Regions from separate parts of the Homo sapiens genome. Here region 1 is linked to region 2. A link is an interaction called in ENCODE POLR2A ChIA-PET data of the cell type or tissue named here. Cell type or tissue: OCI-LY7. All regions are shown on one strand. Each heading gives the region's core, and the rest is flanking DNA. Links, peaks and the distances in the headings are about the cores only.

What was found. ChIA-PET counts read pairs that join two places held together with the same protein. Peaks named below come from ENCODE experiments on the same cell type or tissue, not always from the same donor. Only the 100,000 strongest peaks of a DNase experiment are listed, where the experiment ranks them.
Region 1: POLR2A ChIA-PET joins it to region 2 with 5 read pairs; 2 of 35 experiments call an interaction of 5 or more read pairs at or near these places.

What each region holds. Positions count from the first base shown.
Region 1 is chr7:75,850,767-75,858,172 of GRCh38, reverse strand. No RefSeq gene overlaps it. Among named protein-coding and RNA genes, the nearest start is that of RHBDD2, 25 kb to the left of the region's middle. In OCI-LY7, for the core only: no CTCF peak of the experiment used is centred there; no DNase peak of the experiment used is centred there.
Region 2 is chr7:76,188,401-76,195,806 of GRCh38, reverse strand. No RefSeq gene overlaps it. Among named protein-coding and RNA genes, the nearest start is that of SRRM3, 9.8 kb to the left of the region's middle. RefSeq lists an enhancer at 3,642-3,936. In OCI-LY7, for the core only: no CTCF peak of the experiment used is centred there; a DNase peak (open chromatin) is centred at 3,776.

The DNA.
Region 1 (7,406 bases), core at 1,004-6,003, 340 kb after region 2:
TTGCTCTGTTGCCCAGGCTGGAGTGCAGTGGCACGATCTTGGCTCACTGCAATCTCCGCCTCCCAGGTTCAAGCAATTCTCCTGCCTCAGTCTCCTGAGTAGCTGGGATTACAGGGCATGCACCACCACGCCCAGCTAATTTTTGTATTTTTAGTTTCACCATGTTGGCCAGGCTGGTCTTGAACTCCTGACCTCAAGTGATCTTCCCACTTTGGCCTCCCAAAGTGCTGGGATAACAGGCGTAAGCCACCACGCCTGGCCTAAAACTATAAACTCTTAGAAGAAAATTCTCTGTGCCCTTTGATCAGGCAGTGGTTTCTTTCTTTTGACCCCCAAAGCACAAGCAACTAAAGAAAATATTGATAAGTTGGACTTCATGAAAATTAAGAATTTGTGTGTGTCAAAGGACACTATCGAGGCTGGGCGCAGTGGCTCATGCCTGTAATCCCAGCACTTGGGGAGGCCGAGGCGGGTGGATCACTTGAGTTCAGGAGTTCAAGACCAGACTGGCCAACACGGCAAAAACCCATCTCTACTAAAAGTACAAAAATTACCCAGAAGTGTTGGCGTGCACCTGTAATCCCAGGTACTCAGGAGGCTGAGGCACGAGAATCGCTTGAACTTGGGAGGCGGAGGTTGCAGCGAGCCGAGATTATACCACCGCACTCTAGCCTAGACAACAGAGCAAGACTCTGTTTCAAAAAAAAAAAAGAACCCTATCAAGAAAATTAAAAGACAACCCACCAAATGGGAGAAGTGTGTGTAAATCACCTATCTGATAAAGGCTTAGTATCCACAATATAAAGAATGATGCCTACAACTCAACAATAACAAGACAACTCAATTAAAAATTGGTCAAAGTGCTGGGCAGTCTGTCTTACATCTGTTATAATCCCAGCATTTTGGGAGGCTGAGGTAAAAGGATCGCTTGACCCCAGGAGTTCAAGATCAGCCTGGACAACACAGCCAGATCCTATCTCATTAAAAAAAAAAAAGAAGAAGAAAACGAAAACTCAGATAGAATTGTACACCAAAAGGAATAAATTTCCCTGTATGTGGATATTCAAGTAAAATTTAAATATGAAGATATTTCCAGTTTCTTGAGAGTAGACCCTAAACCTGGATCAATTTCATTCCTCTCAGGGAACCTAGTACACTGCCTGATGTTTAGTAGTTTCTTATTAAAGTAAATGATAATTAAATGGACATTATTTTCTATGGGTAAGCATTAGCAGCTTTAGGGCAATTACTTTTTTCATTCCCAGAGCCCATGGGGCTAGGAAGAGGTTCCTATTTCTTAGCAATTTTGACAACCGTTTAATGACAATAGAACATAATGACTTATCGAATCATTTTCTGAAATGTTGCCAGTGGCTGACGTAGGTCAGTGTATCCTACGCTTTTGAGAGAAACCTCAATCGGACTAGACAGTCTTTCCTCTACCCACAACTTCTTCTTCTTCTTTCTTCTTCTTCTTTTTTTTGAGGTGGAGTCTTGCTCTGTTGCCCAGGCTGAAGTGTAGTGGTGCAATTTTGGCTCACTTCAACCTCTGCCTCCTGGGCTCAAGCGATCCTCCCACCTCAGTCTCCTGAGTAGCTGGGACTACAGGCTCACACCACTATGCCCAGCTAATTTTTTATAGAGATGAGGTTTCGCCATGTTGCCCAGGCTAGTCTTGAATGAACTCCTGGACTCAAGTGATCCTCTCTCCTCAGCCTCCCAAAGTGCTAGGATTACAGGCGTAAGCCACCACGCCTGGCAAACCTTTGCTTTTATAAGCTTGCTGAGGTTTGAAGTTGTTATTGTAGCATAATAGTGAACACTGATCTATACAAAAATTGATACCTGAGTACAAAAATCTAGAGGCAGCATTAGCTTTGGGGCCAGGTGGTGACTGTCATTGGAGGTTGGAAAAATGGCAGCCCACGTCATGCGGTGGTACAACCTTTGTCAAAATCCTCACTTGAAATAATACGGAAAGAAGATAACTTAGCAAATGAATGTTTTGGCTTTGGGTAAAGAAATGGGAAAAGGAATTTTGGCAACATGAGTTGGTTTCTACTGGTTACATTTGACAAACTGCAATAAGAAAGAATGGGCCAGTTTGCAAGCAGGTTTTTTTTTTTTTTTTTTTTTTGAGATGGAGTTTTCTCTTGTTGCCCAGGCTGGCGTGCAATGGTGCGATCTCAGCTCACTGCAACCTCCGCCTCCTGGGTTCAAGCGATTCTCATGTCTCAGCCTCCCACGTAGCTGGGATTACAGGTGCCCGCTACCACACCCAGCTAATTTTTGTATTTTTAGTAGAGACGGGGTTTCACCATGTTGGCCAGGCTGGTCTTGAACTCCTGACCTTAAATGATCTGCCCACCTTGGCCTCCCAAAGTGCTGGGATTACAGGGGTGAGCCACCGCACCTGGCTGTAAGCGGAATTTAAAGGCAATATAGAAAGTCCAGAAATTCCAGGGCTTATAAAGTTGAAAGATGATTCTAATTCCCAAAAGGTGAATGATAAAACTGAGAAGTCTTTGTGAGAAAAAGCCTTATTTATAATACTCGGCCTTGTGGTTATGACCAAATCAAGGATAAACAGGTTGAACTCTGTTAAAACTTCTGAATCCATTAATAGGGTACCAAGTAAATACTTTTTTTGTGTGTGTGTGACAGAGTCTCACTCTATCGCCTAGGCTGGAGTGCAGTGGCATGATCTCGGTTCACTGCAACCTCTGCCTCCCGGGTTCAAGTGATTCTCCTGCCTCAGCCTCCCGAGTAGCTGGGATTACAGGTGCCTGCCACCGCACCCGGCTAATTTTTTATTTTTAGTATAGACAGGGTTTCACCATCTTGGCCAGGCTGGTCTTGAACTCCTGACCTCATGATCCACCCGCCTCAGTCTCCCAAAGTGCCAGGATTACAGGTGTGAGCCACAGCGCCCAGCCATAAATACTTTCAACTGGACAACATGGCCAAGGATTATGAGGCCAAGAGCACACCCAGACACTGTGGCTCACATCTGCAATCTCAGCACTTTGGAAGGCCTGGGTGAGTCACTTGAGCCCAGGAGTTTGAGAACAGCCTGGACAACATGGCAAAACTGTCTTTCTACAAAGTACAAAAAATTAGCTGAGCATGGTGGCCCATGCTTGTAGTCCCAGCCACCCAGGAGGCTGAGGTGGGAGGATCACTTGAGCTCAGGAGGTCGAGGCCGTAGTGAGCCGCGATTGCACCACTGCCCTGTAGCCTGGGTGGCAGTGTGAGACCCTGTCTCAAAAAAAAAAAAAAAAAAAAAAAAAAGAGGCCGGGTGCGGTGACTCACGCCTGTAATCCCAGCACTTTGGGAGACTGAGGTGGGTGGATCACGAGGTCAGGAGATCAAGACCATGCTGGCCAACATGGCAAAACCCCATCTCTACTAAAAATACAAAAAATCAGCTGGACATGGTGGCGCACGCCTGTAATCCTAGCTACTCAGGAGGCTGAGGCGGGAGAATCGCTTGAACCCGGGAGGTAGAGTTTGCAGTGAGCCCAGATGGTGCCACTGCACTCCAGCCTGGGCGACAGAGTGAGACTCCATCTCAAAACAAAACAAAACAAAACAAAACAGAGAGAGACAGAGAATGGCCCTCCCAGGAAGACTGGAAGTTCAAGGATCTGCAATGTAGTCTAGAGAGGCATGTCTCAGAAAGCGTTACTACAACTTAGAGCTGGCCAGAACCACATATTTGTGAAACCAACAAAAATTTTTTTTGAGACACGGTCTTCTTGTTCTGTTGCCCAGGCTAGAGTACAGTGGCGCAATCATGGCTCACTGCAGCATGAGCCTCCCAGGCTCAAGTGATACTCCCACCTCAGCCTCCCAAGTAGCTGGGACTATAGGTATGCATCACCACGCCCAGCTAATTTAAAAAAACTTTCTTTTTTTTTTTAGAGATATGGGGTCTTGCTATCTTGCCCAAGCTGGTCTTGCCCTCCTGGGCTCAAGTCATCCTCCCTCCTTGGCCTCCCAACGTGTTGGAATTACAGATGTGAACCACCATACCTATCCCAAAGCCATCTAAATTTTTGGGAAATGTGTATCACCCAAAGAAACATTCATCTGAACTCCAAGAAACAGTGACCATTTCAATACTTAAAATGACTCTTTGACTTGCCAACATTCCGCAGCAGGAAACAAGATGAGAAAGCCACTCAGCTCCCTGGAGAACATACAGGCAATGGTGACCTCAGATACGGCCATTGAGTTTAATGAGCCTCCCAGTGGGTGGACCGGAGAGAGCCATCAAGAACAAGGGACCTGGCCGGGCACGGTGGCTCACGCCTGTAATCCCAGCACTTTGGGAGGCTGAGGGTGGGCAGATCGCTTCAGGTCAAGCCAAGGTAGGAGGATCACTTGAGCCTAGGAGTTCGAGACCAGCCTGACCAACATGGCGAAACCCCATCTCTACTAAAAATACAAAAACTAGCTGGGCGTGGTGGCAGGCACCTGTAGTCCCAGCTACTCGGGAGGCTGAGGCAGGAGAATCGCTTGAACCCGGGAGGCGGAAGTTTCAGTGAGCCGAGATCGTCCTACTGCACTCCAGCCTGGGTAACAGAGCGAGACTCCATCTCAGAAAAAAAAAGAAAAAAAGAAAGAACAAGGGATCAGGGAGCCACTTCCAGGGACAGATCAAGACCTAGTCAATAAATTTTCCCCATTCCCAGGTAAGGAGCTTTGGCAAGGGATGCCCAGGGCATATGCCCTTTTTTTTTTTTTTTTTAAGAGATGGGATCTTGCTATGTTGCCCAGGCTGGTCTCAAACTCCTGGGCTCAAGTGATCCTCCTACCTTGGCTTCCCAAAGTGCTGGGATTGCAGGCATGAGCCACTGTGCCGGGCCAGCATATGCCTTTTAGAACTGCTATGGGCCAGTTGGCTCCTGCATTCCACCCTTCCCGTATACAAGTGGGAGTGACCAGCAGGGCTAACCCTTTCTGCTTCACTATTGTATGTTGGTAAATACTGGAGAGGAGATCAGATAACTTGCCTGTTTAGTTCACTACTCCATGGATCAAGGATAGCCAAAACTGATCTGAAATGGAGACTATCATGAGATCCTAGACTTTGAGCCTCATGCTATGACTGGGTGGGATTTGGGGTATTTTCCCTGAAGAGGGGAATGACTGTATTTTCACGTGTAGGGCGGGAAGCAAAGCACTCACCAAGAGGGTGGACTGTGGTCTGTTGCCTCATCATTCCAAATATTTGCTGCTCTTCCCTATAAAAGGAGCATCAGCCCTGCCCCTTGGTATACTACTATGGTAACCCTTTATGTGGGAGAATCACATGAAGAATTATCTGCCTGGCATGGTGGCTCACGCCTGTAATCCCAGCACTTTGAGAGGCCGAGACGGGAGAATTGCTTGAGCCTAGGAGTTCAAGACCAGCCTGGGCAACATGCTGAAACCCTGTCCCTACAAAAAAAAAAAAAAAAAAAAAAAAAAAAAATTAGCCCGGTATGGTGGTCGCACGCCTGTAGTCCCAGCTACTCAGGAGGCTGAGGCGGGAGGACTGCTTGAGCCCAGAAGCTCAAGGCTTCACTGAGCTGTGATTGCACCACTGCATTCCAGCCTTGGTGACCGAGGGAGATCCTATCTCAAACCTCCCCTATCACCCCCAAAAATATGAACAGATGCCAAGGTTATTGGGGTAGATCCTAAATCTGAATCATCTTTGTACTTCCCAGAGAGCCTGGGACATTATCTATGCACAGTAGTTATTAAAATAAATGATAATCAGAATCAACCTAGGTGCCCATCAACAGTGGACTGGACAAAGAAAATGTGGTCCAGCCAGGCATGGTGGCTCACGCCTGTAATCCCAGCACTTTGGGAGGCCGAGGCGGGAGGATCACCTGGGGTTGGGAGTTCGAGACCAGCCTGACCAACATGGAGAAACCCTGTGTCTACTAAAAATACAAAATTAGCTGGGCATGGTGGTGTGTGCCTGTAATCCCAGCTACTCGGGAGGCTGAGGCAGGAGAATTGCTTCAATCCAGGAGGCGGAGGTGGCGGTGAGCCAGATCGTGGCATTGCACTCCAGCCTGGGCAACAAGAGTAAAACTCCGTCTCAACAAATAAATAAATAAAACAAAAAAAAGAAAATGTGGTCCATATATACCATGGAATACTATGCAGCCATAAAAAAGAATGAAACAATGTCATTTGCAGTCACAAGGATGCATCTGGAGGCCATTAGCCTAAGCAAACTAATGCAGAAACAAAAAATTAAATACCGCATGTTCTTTCTTAGAAAAGGGAGCTAAGCACTGGGTATACATGGACACAAAGATGGGAACGATAGGCCGGGCACAGTGGCTCACGCCTGTAATCCCAGCACTTTGGGAGGTCGAAGTGAGTGGATCACTTGAGGTCAGGAGTTCAAAACCAGCCTGGCCAACATGGTGAAACCCCATATCTACTAAAAATACAATAATTAGCCAGATGTAGTGGTGGGCACCTGTAATCCCAGCTACTCCAGAGGCTGAGGTAGGATAAATTGCTTGAGCTCAGAAGGCAGAGCCGTCAGTGAACCGAGATCACGATGCTGCACTCCAGCCTGAGCAACAAAGCAAGACTCTGTCTCAAAAAAAAAAAAAAAGATGGGAGCAATAGACATTGGGGACTACTGGAGTGGGGAGGGAGGGAGGCAAGGACTGAAGAACGACCTATTGGTCGTTCACTACCTGGGTGATGGGATCATTCATAACCCAAACCTTAGCATCCGGAAGTATACCCATGTAACAAACCTGCCCATGCACCTCTGAATCTAAAATGAAAGTTGAAATAAAAAGTAATTTAAGGGGGGGGGGGAGGGGGTAGGGACAGCATTAGGAGATATACCTAATGTAACTGACGAGTTAACGGGTGCAGCACACCAACATGGCACATGTATACATATGTAACAAACCTGCACATTGTGCACATGTACCCTAGAACTTAAAGTAAAATAATAAAAAAAATTTAAGTTAAATTAACCAAAAAAAAGTAACTTAAGGCCAGGTATGGTGGCTCACGCCTGTCATCCCAGCACTTTAGGACGCTGAGGCAGGTGGATCGCCTGAGGTCAGGAGTTTGAGACCAGCCTGGCCAACATGGAGAAACACTGTCTCTACTAAAAATACAAAAACTAGCTGGGTGTGGTGGTATGAACCTGTAATCCCAGCACTTTAGGACGCTGAGGCAGGTGGATCGCCTGAGGTCAGGAGTTTGAGACCAGCCTGGCCAACATGGAGAAACACTGTCTCTACTAAAAATACAAAAACTAGCTGGGTGTGGTGGTATGCACCTGTAATCCCAGCTACTTGGGGGGCTGAGGCAGGAGAATCGTTTGAACCCGGGAGGCGGAGGTTGCAGTGAGCTGAGATCGCGCCAC
Region 2 (7,406 bases), core at 929-5,928:
TGAGCTGTGATCCTGCCACTGCACTCCAGCCTGGGCGACAAACTGAAACTTTGTCTCTGAAAATAAAAAATAAAATAAATAAAACAGTGTCTCCCTGTCCAGCACTAGTTTCCCCTCTTTCTTTATTTAAAATTGTGGTAGCCTGGCCAACATGGTGAAACCCCGTTTAGCTGGGAGGTATTACTGGAGGGAGAGTCTCAAGCCAGGCACAAAAGGTGGGGAGGATGTGGCTGACTCCATGGGATGAGTGGGATCTGGAATCAGACCCAGGACCTGAGCCAGATTTGCTGCTTTGTAGCCATGTGGACTTGGGAAAGTCTCCTGGAGCCTCAGTTTCTTCATCTGTAAAATGGGGCTAATAACACTTGTCTCTGAGGGTTGCTATGAGTTCTATTGTTAGAAATCTTCTCTGTTGGGCATGGTGGCTCACGCCTGTGATCCCAGCACTTTGGGAAGCTGTGGCTGGTGGATCACCTGAGGTCAAGAGTTCGAGACCAGCCTGGCCAACATGATGAAACCCCATTTCTACTAAAAATACAAAATGTAGCTGGGTCTGGTGGCATGTGCCTGTAATCCCAGCTACTCGGGAGGCTGAGGTAGGAGAATCACTTGAATCTGGGAGGTGGAGGTTGCAGTGAGCTGAGATCGCACCACTGCACTCCAGCCTGGGAGACAGAGGGGGACTTGATCTCAAAAAAAAAAAAAAAAAGAAAGAAAGAAATTTCATGGTTATAGCCTAGAGGGATTTGATGATGCATGTGGTGCCTTTTATCTGGAGAATGACAAAACCTTGGCTGGATATGGGGTCTCACGCCTATAATCCCAGCACTTTGGGAGGCCAAGGCAGGAGGAATGCTTGAAACCAGGAGTTCAAGACCAGCCTGGGAAACATGGCAAAACCCCATCTCTACAAAAAATACAAAAATTAAGGCCGGGCACGGTGGCTCACACCTGTAATCCCAGCACTTTGGGAGGCCAAGGCGGGCGGATCACAAGGTCAGGAGTTCGAGACCAGCCTGACCAACATGGTGAAACCCCATCTCTACTAAAAATACAAAAATTAGCCGGGCATGGTGGCAGGCACCTGTAATCCCAACTATTCAGGAGGCTGAGGCAGGAGAATCACTTGAACCCAGGAGGCGGAGGTTGCAATGAGCCTAGATAGCGCCACTGCACTCCAGCCTGGGTGACAGAGCAAGACTGTCTCAAAAAAAAAAAAAAAAAAGAAAAGAAAAAAAAATTAGCCAAGCATGATGGCAGGCACCTGTGGTCCCAGCTACTTGGGAGGCTGAGCTGGGAGGATCACTTGAGCCCAGGAGGTTGAGGCTGTAGTGAGCTGAGATCACATCACTGCACTCCAGCCTGGGCAACAGAGCGAGGTCCCGTCTCAAACAAAACAAAACAAAAAACAAAACCTGGTCGCTCTGCTGTCCCAATACCTTAAATACCCACTCTTTTCTGCTGGCCCAATCCATCAACATTCCCATGCTATCGGCCTCCTTTTTCTCTCCTCACTCCCTCCGGCACCTCCCTGATGCACCCCCCATGTCCAGCACTTTGCTGGATCATACTGGGGGACCCCTGTGGACCATGCAGCCTCCTTCTCTTCTCTTTGTGCCCCTCTGCCTAGCCCATCCAGATCTCTTTCTCTCCATCTCCCTCCCCTCCCCCAGCACATCTCCCTCTCTGTCTGCAGAGCCTGGGAAATTGAGGAGTCCCTTGTGGCAGGGCTGACCTTGAAGCAGATCTTTAATAAAAAATGAGCAGAGGCAGCAGCCTCCCCTGCTCGCCCCTCCTCCCTCCCAGCCTTCTACTCTCCTCGCCATTGCTCGTAAATCCACCATCAGGGGCCATTGCTCTGGGGTAAGCATTGCCCTCATTAGGGTCTTTTAAAAGCTGCGCATTCTTGGGACGTGGGGATGTGAAGGAAGAAAGCTTTTGTTGAGATCTGGGGATGTGATGTAGAAGGGGAGGGGGCTACACTTTGAGGCTGTGGCCTCTGCTGCTTCTGCCTAGAGCTTCACATGTGCCCCCCGGCCCTAGGACCCCCTCTCACCACCAAGGTGTTACACAGTCCTAATGGTCCAGCCACCATCCCAGCCTGAGGTCATCCTAGTCTGGGAAGGGATGGCTGTCAGCAGTAGCCTATGCCTCACCCACTTGGAGGAGCTTCAAATCAAGTCTCCTGCAGATCCAGGTCTGCTCTCAGCCTGAGCCCAGGAGTGACAGTGACGCACATCTTTGAAAAGTGCAGTAATCTGGCTGAGCACGGTGGCTCACACATGTAATTCCAGCACTTTGGGAGGCTAAGGTGGAAGGATCACTTGAGCCAAGGAGTTCGAGACCAGCCTAGGCGACATAGTGAGACCCTGTCTCTACTAAAAAAAATAAAAATTAGCTGAGTGCAGTGCACACACCTTCAAGCTACTTGGAAGGCTGGGGCAGGAGGATCCCTTGAGGCCAGCAGTTCGAGGTTGCTGTGAGCTATGATTGCATAACTGCACTCCAGCCAGGGTGACAGAGTAAGACCCTGTCTCTAAAAATAAATAAATAAGGCTGGGTGCGGTGGCTTATGCCTGTAATCCCAGCACTTTGGGAGGTCGAGGCGGGCTGATCATTTGAGGCCAGGAGTTCGAGACCAGCCTGGCCAACATGGCGAAACCCCGTCTCTACCGAAATTACAAAAATTAGCTGGGCGTGGTGGTGCCTGTAATCCCAGCTACTCAGGAGGCTGAGGCAAGAGAATCACTTGAACCTGGGAGGCGGAATTTGCAGTGAGCTGAATCAGGCCACTGCACTCCAGCCTGGGCTAAAAATGAGACCCTGTCTCAAAAATAAATAAATAAATAATAAAAATAAAATTTAAAAATGGAAACTGCTGTATTCCAGTGATTGTACTTCCTGCTGATTACCTCTAATCCCACAATGAGACCGTGAGCAAAGGACCAGCGTCCCATCTTACAGATGAGAACACTGAGGATCAGGGCGGTTCAGAGCTTGGCCACAGCCATTCAGTCCATAAGCATCCTGGGCAATGATTTGAGCCAGGATTTGTCTGACCCAAAGCCAGGCCTGCCCCTGGGCCAGTGGCCTTGGGGTTGTGCTCCATCTCATCTCTCTTCCTTGGGTCTGCGGCCCAGGCCCCTGCCCTGAGCAGGGCACACAGCTCTTCCCCCTTCCTGATCCCGGAACCTACCCAGGCCCTTGACGGCAGGCTGTGCTGGAGGGACAGCCCTCTCAGAACCAGGTTGTCAATTTCCCGACTCCTCAGCATGTTCCCCTCTTCCCTTGGACCTCTTGGGACTCTAGAGTCTGAAACCCCCTGAACTGTCCACACGGTGGGTGTGTGACCCTGGCTGGCCCAGCTACCCTGCCCAGGCCCCTAGGCCTTGAATAGGTCTTACAGGAGGTACAGCTGTGTGTATGAATGCATGTGCACAGATGAGTGTGTGCATGAGACCTGGGGGAAAAAAACGAATGAATGAATAAGTTCATGAATGATTTTGCAAATGAATGAATGAATGAATGAGGATGCATTCCAATGAATAAGTGAATGAGGTATTGAGTCAGTGAACTCTGCCTTCCAGGCAAGGCTGAGGCAGGGGCAGAGACTTCATGCTCACTGTGTTCTCTCTCCCCACGACCCCCACTGTGACCACCAAGTGTTCATGCTTCCCTTCCGGAAAGGAGAGTTGTCAGCGAGACAAGAATGCCAATCTGGGGACTACATCTCCCAGCATTCCTTGTTGGTATGGAGATGAACCATGTGACTAATTCTCACCCATGGAATGCAAGCAGATGTGACCACTTCCTGGAATAGTCCCTAGAAAGTAGATGTGCCCTCTCTGCTCTCTCCTTCCCCATTGCATTGGCTGCTGGCAGAATGCCCAGGATTCCAAGGCCCTGGGTTGGGTGGGGAGCCACAAGATGGAAGGAGCCTGGGTCCCTGAATCACCACATGGAGGAGAGCTGCCTGCTGACCACAAACATCAACTTAGGATTGTCACTTTGGGAGGCTGAGGCAGGAGGCTTGCTTGAGGCCAGGAGTTCGAGACCAGCCTCGGCAACATAGTAAGACTCTGCCTCTATTTCTCTAAAATTAAGTAAAAAATTAAAACAAAAAACAAAAACAAAACCTTAGGACTACCAGAGAATGAGAAATAGTAAGTAGTGAGAAGCTCCTGAAATGCTGGAGTTTAACTGTTACAGCAGCATTGCCTGAACACACTAGCACAAGCAAATTATTTGTCATCAAGCTATGTTTAGGCAGAGGTCCCCTGTAGGCTTGAGCCAAGGAACTTAGCCCAGAAATCTGGCTGGGCACAGTGGCTCATGCCTGTAATCTTAGCACTTTGGGAGGCCGAGGCAGGTGGATCACATAAGGTCAGGAGTTCGAGACCAGCCTGGCCAACATGGTGAAACCCTGTCTCCACTAAAAATACAAAAATTAGCCAGGCATGGTGGCAGGCACCTGTAATCCCAGCTACTCAGGAGGCTGAGGCAGGAGAATCACTTGAACCCGGGAGGCGGAGTTTGCAGTGAGCCGAGATCACGCCATTGCACTCTAGCCTGGCAACAGAGCCAGACTTCATCTCAAATAATAATAATAATAATAATAATCATCATCATCATCTCCCAGGCAGGGACTTGGAGATCCATGACAGGCATCTGTGACCGGGACCAGGCAGGACCTTCATCCTTTTCCTGTCAGCGGTAAGGACAGACAGCATCCCCTCCCAGCTTTCTCTTCACCTCTCATTATGCAGAAAGGAGCTAATGTCTCTGTTGAGTTAGGGGAGGGATTCAGGTGTTGCGGTTAAACATGATGGCTGACAAAACTCCTCTGTGGTGTCTAAAATCAAGAGAGTAGTTATTTGCAGGAGATGCTGACCAGAGGGGGCACAAGGAAGGTTGAGAATGTTCTGTTTCTTGAGCTGGGTGCTGGATGCATGGATATGTTCAATTTGTGAAAATGCACTGGGCTCTGTGTGTACAATTTCTATACTTTCTTTTATTTTAGAGACAAAGTCTTGCTCTGTCACCCAGGCTGGAGTGCAGTGGCACCATAATAGTTCACTGCAGCCTCGAACTCCTGGGCTCAAGTGATCCTCCTGCCTCAGCCTCCTGGGTAGCTGGGACTACAGGTGCACGCCACCATGCCTGGTTCATTTTTTAAGTTTTTTTGTTTTGTTTTGTTTTTGTAGAAATGAGGTCCTGCCATGTTGCCCAGGCCGATCTTGAACTCCTGACCTCAAATGATCCTCCTGCTTCAGCCTCCCAAATTGCTGGTATTACAGACATGGGCCACCATGCCCAGCCAGATTTCTATACTTTCTGCAATAAAAGTTTTTTAAAATGCCCAGTAGCTGGGTGTGGTGTCTCACGCCCGTAATCCTAGCACTTTGGGAGGCCGAGGCAGGTGGATCACCTGAGGTCAAGAGTTTGAGACTAGCCTGGCCAACATGGTGAAACCCCATCTCTACTAAAAATACAAAAAATTAGCCAGGTGTGGTGGCGCATGCCTGTAGTCCCAGCTACCCGGGAGGCTGAGGTAGGAGAATCACTAGAACCCAGGAGGCAGAGGCTGCAGTGAGCCGAGATCGCGCCAGTGCACTCTAGCCTGGATGACAGAGTGAAACTCTGTCTCAACAACAACAACAAAAATTGCCCAGCCCAATAGAGGGAAGGTTAGGATGAGGAGAGAATGGGGTGATGATGTGGGCAGTGGTAGAGGGCAGAGGACAATGGTGGCCTGAGGTGCAGCTCCTCTCTCTCTTTTTTTTCTTTTCTTTCTTTCTTTTTTCTTTTCTTTTTTTTTTTTTTTTTGAGAGACGGAGTCTCACTCTGTTGCCCAGGCTGGAGTGCAATGGCACGATCTCAGCTCACTGCAACCTCCCTCCGCCTCCCGGGTTCAAGTGATTATCCTGCCTCAGCCTCCTGAGTAGCTGGGATTACAGGTGCCTGCCACCATGCCTGGCTAATTTTTGTATTTTCAGTGGAGACAGGGTTTCACCATATTGGCCAGGCTGGTCTCGAACTCCTGACCTTATGTGATCCACCTGCCTCGGCCTCCCAAAGTGCTAAGATTACAGGCGTGAGCCACTGTGCCAGGCCCCCCGCCTCTTTCCTTGGCCATCACCTACTCATCATAGTCCCTTCATCCCATACTGGGGACCTGTGTCCAGGTCCACTGGGCAGGTGCCCGGCCCAGGGACCCTCACCCCCAAGGATTGTGCAGTGGGCTGTCTCTCCTTGGAGGCTGGGAGCACTGAACCTGGGTCCCCGTGTTCCGACTGGGGGCAAGATGCCAGCAGAGATAGCAGCTGAGGCTACCTTGGACAATGTGACCCAGTTTCATCTGCATCTGTCTGCCAGGAGAACAGATTCAGTCACCTGAATGTATTGCACACATCCACACCCACATGCCAGACTCACACACATCTACCATGTATTGTATATCATATATACATGCCACACACGCACAGCCATGCATCCCCCACGCTTTTCTACACGCCCCCCTCACACCCCATGATATGCTCCATGCACTGGCTGTATTTACACACCTCTTTCACCCCGTGAGAATCAAACTTCAGGCACACCCCACACCCATGCAGCTCCCAACATGCACAACACACACACTCCCTTATAACTAGACTGGCCAACATGGGGAAACCCCGTCTCTACTAAAAATACAAAAATTAGCCGGGCGTGGTGGCACATGCCTGTAATCCCAGCTACTCGGGAGGCTGAGGCAGGAGAATCGCTTGAACCCAGGAGGCAGAGGTTGCAGTAAGCCGAGATTGTACCACCGCACTCCAGCCTGGGAGACGGAGCGAGACCCTGTCTCAAAACAAAAATGAAAACAAAAACACATGGGCACCCATGCCTGTGCAGCCATGCCTAATATACCTGCCAATGCATTGGACCCTGCCTGTGCAGCCATGCCTAATATACCTGCCAATGCATTGGACCCTGGCCCGCCAAACTATCCTCAAAAAACACCCTGGCCTCCGAATTTTCAGGGAGATTGATTTGAGTAATAATTCCGTCTCCCACGTGGCATGGCTAGCTTCATGTCAATTACACTCTTTCTTTATTACAATGCCGTGGTCTCAGGGAATTGGTTTTATCTGTGCAGTGGGCAGGAAGAACCCATCGGGCAGCTACAACCCCCAGCCAGGCACAGTCCCAGAGTGAGCCCAGGGCAGCTATTGTCTTTATGGGATGGCCATCCTGTGCCAGGTGCCTCCTGGGCCTGGATGTGGGGTGGGGGAAGTTAGCAAGCTGAGGCTGAGAGTAGAAAATGTAGCCTGTAGAGGTGGCTATCCGAAGGAAAAGCACACCCACACTGACTTGGAGCCCCAGCTACCCAGAGACAGGAGGAGATGGACTGAAGTTTCCTTCAT